Linked DNA regions of Homo sapiens: region 1 is linked to region 2. A link is an interaction called in ENCODE POLR2A ChIA-PET data of the cell type or tissue named here. Cell type or tissue: GM12878. All regions are shown on one strand. Links, peaks and the distances in the headings refer to the core of each region. The heading gives the core; the rest is flanking DNA. Region 1 holds the start of PTPRS-AS1 (PTPRS antisense RNA 1). Region 2 overlaps KDM4B (lysine demethylase 4B).

Region 1 (2,906 bases), core at 319-2,818, 110 kb after region 2:
ACCTCAGCCTCCCCAAGTGCTGGGATTACAGGCATGAGCCACTGTGCCCAGCCCATCTAATTTTTGTTTTTGTTTTTTGAGACAGAGTCTCACTCTGTCTTGCCCAGGTTAGAGTGCAGTAGCTCGATCTTGGCTCACTGCAGCCTCTGCCTCCTGGATTCAAGCGATTCTCCTGTCTCAGCCTCCAGAGTAGCTGGGATTATAGGTGCCTGCCACCACGCCTGGCTAATTTTTGTATTTTTAGTAGAGATGGGGTTTCACCATGTTGGCCAGGCTGGTCTCAAACTCCTGATCTCAGGTGATCCACCAACCTCAGCCTCCCAAAGTGCTGGGATTACTGGCGTGAGCCACCGTGCCTGGCCCATCTAATATTTTTTTAAATGTTTATTGAGACCTTATTTACATATCAGTCAATAAACATATCTTCAGTTGTATGGTTCAATAAGTTTGACAAATGCATACGCTCGCATAACCAAAACAAGATATAGGGCACTTCACTCCCTCCAGAATATTCCCTTGTCAACCCTCCACACTCAGTGGCAACTACGGATCTGTTTTCTCCAACTATCAGTGAGAATTACATGTTTAGCACTTCATATAAATGGAATTGTGCAGAATGTCACCATTTGTGTCTGGCTTCTTTCCCTTGGTGCAATGCATTTCAGATTCACCCCAAAACAGCCATGTTTCTTTCTTTTTTTTTTTTTTTTTTGAGACGGAGTCTCACTCTGTTGCCCAGGCTGGAGTGCAGTGGTGCAATCTCGGCTCACTGCAGGCTCTGCCTCCTGGGTTCACACCATTCTCCTGCCTCAGCCTCCTAAGTAGCTGGGACTACAGGCACCCACCACCACGCCCTGCTAATTTTTGTATTTTGGGTAGAGACGGGGTTTCACCTTGTTAGCCAGGATCGTCCCGATCTCTTGACCTTGTGATCCGCCCGCCTCGGCCTCCCAAAGTGCTGGGATTACCGGCATGAGCCACCACGCCCGGCCAACAACAGCCATGTTTCTAAAGTGCAGTCCTTTTTCATTGCTGTGTAGTATTCCATTGTATTGATGGGCCACAGTGTGTTTATACATTTACCAGTTGATGGACATTTGGCAATTGCAGTTGGAGCAACTGTGAACTCATTCATGCACACAGCTCTTTGTGGGTATCTTGTGATATTTTACCCTCCAATTTCACTCAGTCTCATGGAACTTTCTCCTACCAGGGACACCTATGGTAAGGTGATTTCCAGCATGGGAACTTTGCTAAAGAAAGGGGCAATTGGGCCGGGTGTGGTGGCTCACGCCTGTAATCCCAATACTTTGGGAGGCTGAGGCAGGCAGATCACGAGGTTAGGAGATCGAGACCATTCTAGCTAACACCATGAAACCCCATCTCCACTAAAAATACAAAAAATTAGCTGGGCGTGGTGGTGGTGGTGGTGCATGCCTGTAATCCTAGCTACTCAGGAGGCTGAGGCAGGAGAATCGCTTGAACCTGGGAGGCAGACATTGCAGTGAGCTGAGATTGCACAATTGCCCTCCAGCCTGGGCGACAGAGCAAGACTCTGTCTCAAAAAAAGAAAGAAAGTGGCAATCGGCCAGATGTGGTGGCTCACTCTTGTAATCCCAGCACTTTGGGAGGCTTGTAATCCCAGCACCTGGATCGCCTGAGTCCAGGAGTTTGAGACCAGCCTGGACAACATAATGAAACCCCATCTCTACCAAAAATACAAAACAAACAAACAAGAACAAAACAAAACAAAACAAAACAAAAACAGCCGGGCGTGGTGGCTCAGCACTTTGGGAGGCCGAGGCGGGCGGATCACCCGAGGTCAGGATTTCAAGACCAGCCTGGCCAACATGGGGAAACCCCGTCTGTACTAAAAGTGCACAAATTAGTCAGGCGTTGTGACACATGCCTGTAATACCAGCTACTCAGGAGGCTGAAGCAGGAGAATTGCTTGAGCCTGGGAGGCAGAGGTTGCAGTGAGCTGAGATCAGGCCACTGCACTCCAGCCTAGGCAACAAGAGCCAGACTCTGTCTCAAAAAAAAGAAAAAAAAATTAGCTGGGTGTATGGCATGGGTCTGTAGTCTCAGCTACTTGTGCAGCTGAGGCGAGAGGATCTCTTTAGCTCAGGAAGTCGAGGCTGCAGTGAGCTGAGATTGCACCATGGCACTCCAGCCTGGGTGACAAAATGAGACCCTGAAAACAAAAAAGAAAAGAAATAGAGAGGAAAGAAAGAAAGAAAGAAAGGAAAGAAGAAAGAAAGAAAGAAAAAGAGAAAGAGAAAGAAAGAGAGAGAAAGAAAAGAAAAGAAAAGAGTGGCAGTGGCTGTCCTTGTACCTAATCATAGGACAGAGGGGAGACCAGACCCAGCATAGGTGAGGGAAGCCGTCAGGGTCATTAGTGGCAGCTGGTGTGTCTGAAACAGCCATGGTAGGGCAGCAGGATGACCCAGACAGGACCTTCGGTTTATCACAGGGGACAGGAGTGGAAATCAAGAGACCCTAGAGGGCCTGGGGATCACTTGAAAAGGGTCACAATGATAGCATCAGGTGGGGCTCATGGTCCAGCCCTGCCCCCCTGGAGAAGGAGCACAGGGCAGCCTCTGAGCCCCGGCCTCGGCATCAGTGCGGTTGACACCGGGGCCATCACCATCTGATAATAGGTTCTGTTTGGAACAGCTGCCTGGTGACAAGTATAATAAAACGTATTAACGAGGCCATTATTACTCCCTAATTAAAAGCTAATAACTAAGAGTTAATTGCCTTTAAAAGATGAAGCAAGGCTGGGCTGGGACTTATCTCTGTTTTCCTTTGCTTGCCTGGATAGGCTGATATTTGGGAACTAATTAATTGAGTCGAATCTTACAGGAAACTAATATCTCCTCTGCCATTGCGGCTGTTGGATTAAA
Region 2 (2,906 bases), core at 125-2,624:
CAGATCCTATCTCCCAAGCAAGTATTAGTATCTGCCACATAAAGGAGCCCCTGTGCTGGGGACAAATGAGGGAGGTGGCCTTTCCCCAGGATGAGGCTCCATGAAAGAAGATTTTTCCAGTAGAAACAGGCAGGTTGGCTCATGCCTGTAATTCCAGAGCTTTGGGCAGCTGAGGCCAGAGGATTGCTTGAGCCAGCCACTGGAGCTCGAGAACAGCCTGGGCAACATTGCAAGACTCCATCTCTACAAAAAAAGAAGAAAAAATCAGCTGGGTGTAGGGCGCACACCTGTCATCTTTTAGCTACATGGGAGGCTGAGGAGGGAGTATTGCTTGAGCCTGGGAATTTGAGGCTGCAGCAAAGACCCTGTCTCTTAAAAAAAAAAAACAAAAAACAACAACAAAAAACAACAACAAAAAAAAACAGAAGAAAGAAATAGGGTAGCTTTCCATCAGATATTGGAGGAGTTCTGTCATTGCCTTGGGAGGAGCCGTGCAGCCCAGGCTGGGCTCCATTTCTGCAGCGGTGGCATCTGGGGGAGCAGGGCTGGCCCCGCAGAATGCCAGGGCTGGAGCCTTCCCCATGGGGCCTGCACCTGCTCTGGGACTCCCGTTTCTCCTGTGAGTCTTTGCGAAAGGGTCTCACTCCTCCTCTTCCTGCCCTCTGTCCGGTCCCCTGTAATCTCTCCCTCCCAGCAGGCTGCGGTTGGTGACATCTCCTCTCCCTCTCTCTCAGCCAGGATATGGGACCTCAGTGCTCTTGGCAGTTCCCGGGCTGTCTGTGTGTCCTGGCCTGTGGATCCACTCCCTTGCCTGTGCAGGCACTTTTTCTAACATCTTTATCTCTCCAGACTGACCTGTGGGGCAGCTGCCTGTCCTGGGCGACCCATCCTCCTGGGGTGGCCATCGGTAGCATGCCTTTCCTGCTGCTGGCGACTACGTGATGAGCTCTGGCACCTGCCCTTCCTCCCGTCCGTCCCCATGCGCTGTTGCAGGGGTGTGGAGGGGTTTTACCCAGGGAGGCACTGGCTTCCCAGGTCAGAGCCTGTGAGTACAGCAGGCAAGTGCACTACCAGGTCTGTGTGTGGCCTTGTTTGTGGAGAGAATTCCTGCTCCACCCTAGACGAGGGACAGGTTTACCCTAGTGGGTTTAGAGTGTTCTGTTAATGTTCTTTCTGCTGTAGAGGAAACCCTCTTTTTGTTGACTTTTTTTTTTAATTAAAAATTCTGCCACCTTGCTGGGCTGTGTTTAATTCTATAGTTTTACCAGTTTCTTTGTTTGCTTAGATTTCCTAAGTAGAAACTTATGTTATAATTAAACTGTTTTTTTTTTTTTTTTTTTTTTAGAGATAGAGTTTCCCTCTGTTGCCTAGGTTGGAGTGCAGTGGTGCAGTCATGGCTCACTGCAGCCTCAACCTCTTGGACTCCAGTGATCCTCCTGCCTCAGCATTCTGAGGAGCTGGGAACACAGGCATGCACCATCACGCCTTACTTAGACGTTTATATTATGATTTTAAGAAGTTTGTCTTATCCCTTCTGCTTGGTAAACCCTTTGTCTTTTTCTTGATATATCACATTGGCTAGTGTCTCTAGTGCAGTGTGACGTGTGCTGTGATGATGGGCAGGTTGTGTCCTCTCCTGCCTCGCCATGAAGGTGGTAGTGGGAGAGTCCCTGCTAGTCCTGGTTGCCTGAGAATTTTTGTACCAAATGCTTTGGAATTTTTGATAGATATTAATTTTTGGAATGTCTTTGCAACCTTGGAGATAAACTCTTCTTGGTCTTGCAATAGCCTACTGTGCTTGACTCACTAATGCTGTATTTAGGATTTTTACATCCACGTGGGACTGGCTGATCATTTTCTTGCGTGTTCTTTGTTGGTGCTGGGGTTTCCCATTTGTTCATTTATTCATCCATTTGGAAAATATGCCGGATTCAGAAAACGAGCTCAGTAACGTCAGATATTCCCTACTGCTTGCCAACCATGTGTGTACATGGGCACTGTCCCTTTAGATGAAGGTCATCGGGCAGGATTCATTAAAACCACCTGGGCTGGTGCCTTTTCCAGAGAGGACATCTGTGACCTGGTCTCTTCAGGGTTTCTGGTGGGGCCTGTGTTGACTTGGTGGACACCCTGGGCTCCACAGTGCTGAAGATACTCTGAAGAGCCAAGTGCATCTGTGGCACTGAGCCCAGCAACGCAGGCAGGGACCGTGGCTCTCTGGTCCTTGTGTCCCCAGTGCGGTGAATAGGTCCTCAGGTTCCTGTGAACAGCTTTGTTTGTGGTGCAGTTTCCATAGCATACATAGAAGGCGCTCAGAGAACTTGGCCATTTCCGTGGACGGAGTTAACACGGCGCAGCACGGTGGCCACCACACAGACCTGTGTGTCCCTGGCCCGGTCACCATGCGGCTCTGAGGAGCAGAGCAGAGGAGCCACCCTGGCCCGGCTCGTCTTTAGCTGGCTCCGGGACTGCATGTCGGCTGAGGGGCTCGTGTGGATGTGGGGCTGAGACAGCAGCTCTCTGTTGGGTCTCGCAGGAAGCCCACCCTGTAGCCGGCTTGCTCTCCTTCCCGGCCTGTGCCAGCCACAGGGCAGTGCGCCAGAGCCATCTTGCTGGGTCACAGGCCGGGGCCACCATAGGGCTTTGTTGCGAGGGTGGCGGTCACCATGGCTTTTCCGTTCTGTTTGCAACTTGGGGTCCCGGGGGCGCCACTGGCGTTTGGATCTGCCGTGGCCCTCCTGGGCTTGCGTGGGTGGCTCACTCTGCCAGGTGGCCTCTGTCCAACCTGACACCTGGTCTCGGGTACTTCCAGCGTGACGTGCACGGGCTCTGCCTCCCTCATTCTGTGTCTGCGATGATAGCGCATTAAATGGCGAAGGCCCGTCTGCCCAGGCCTGTGCAGACAC

The links. ChIA-PET counts read pairs that join two places held together with the same protein. Peaks named below come from ENCODE experiments on the same cell type or tissue, not always from the same donor. Only the 100,000 strongest peaks of a DNase experiment are listed, where the experiment ranks them.
Region 1: POLR2A ChIA-PET joins it to region 2 with 7 read pairs; 3 of 35 experiments call an interaction of 5 or more read pairs at or near these places.

Annotation. Positions count from the first base shown.
Region 1 is chr19:5,175,151-5,178,056 of GRCh38, forward strand. It overlaps PTPRS-AS1 (PTPRS antisense RNA 1), which reads left to right and starts at 2,596. Exons shown (of 1, transcript NR_186338.1): 1 at 2,596-2,906. RefSeq lists enhancers at 1,618-1,707, 1,718-1,767. In GM12878, for the core only: no CTCF peak of the experiment used is centred there; a DNase peak (open chromatin) is centred at 1,881.
Region 2 is chr19:5,061,455-5,064,360 of GRCh38, forward strand. The region is part of intron 6 of KDM4B (lysine demethylase 4B); the gene reads left to right. Among named protein-coding and RNA genes, the nearest start is that of KDM4B, 94 kb to the left of the region's middle. In GM12878, for the core only: no CTCF peak of the experiment used is centred there; no DNase peak of the experiment used is centred there.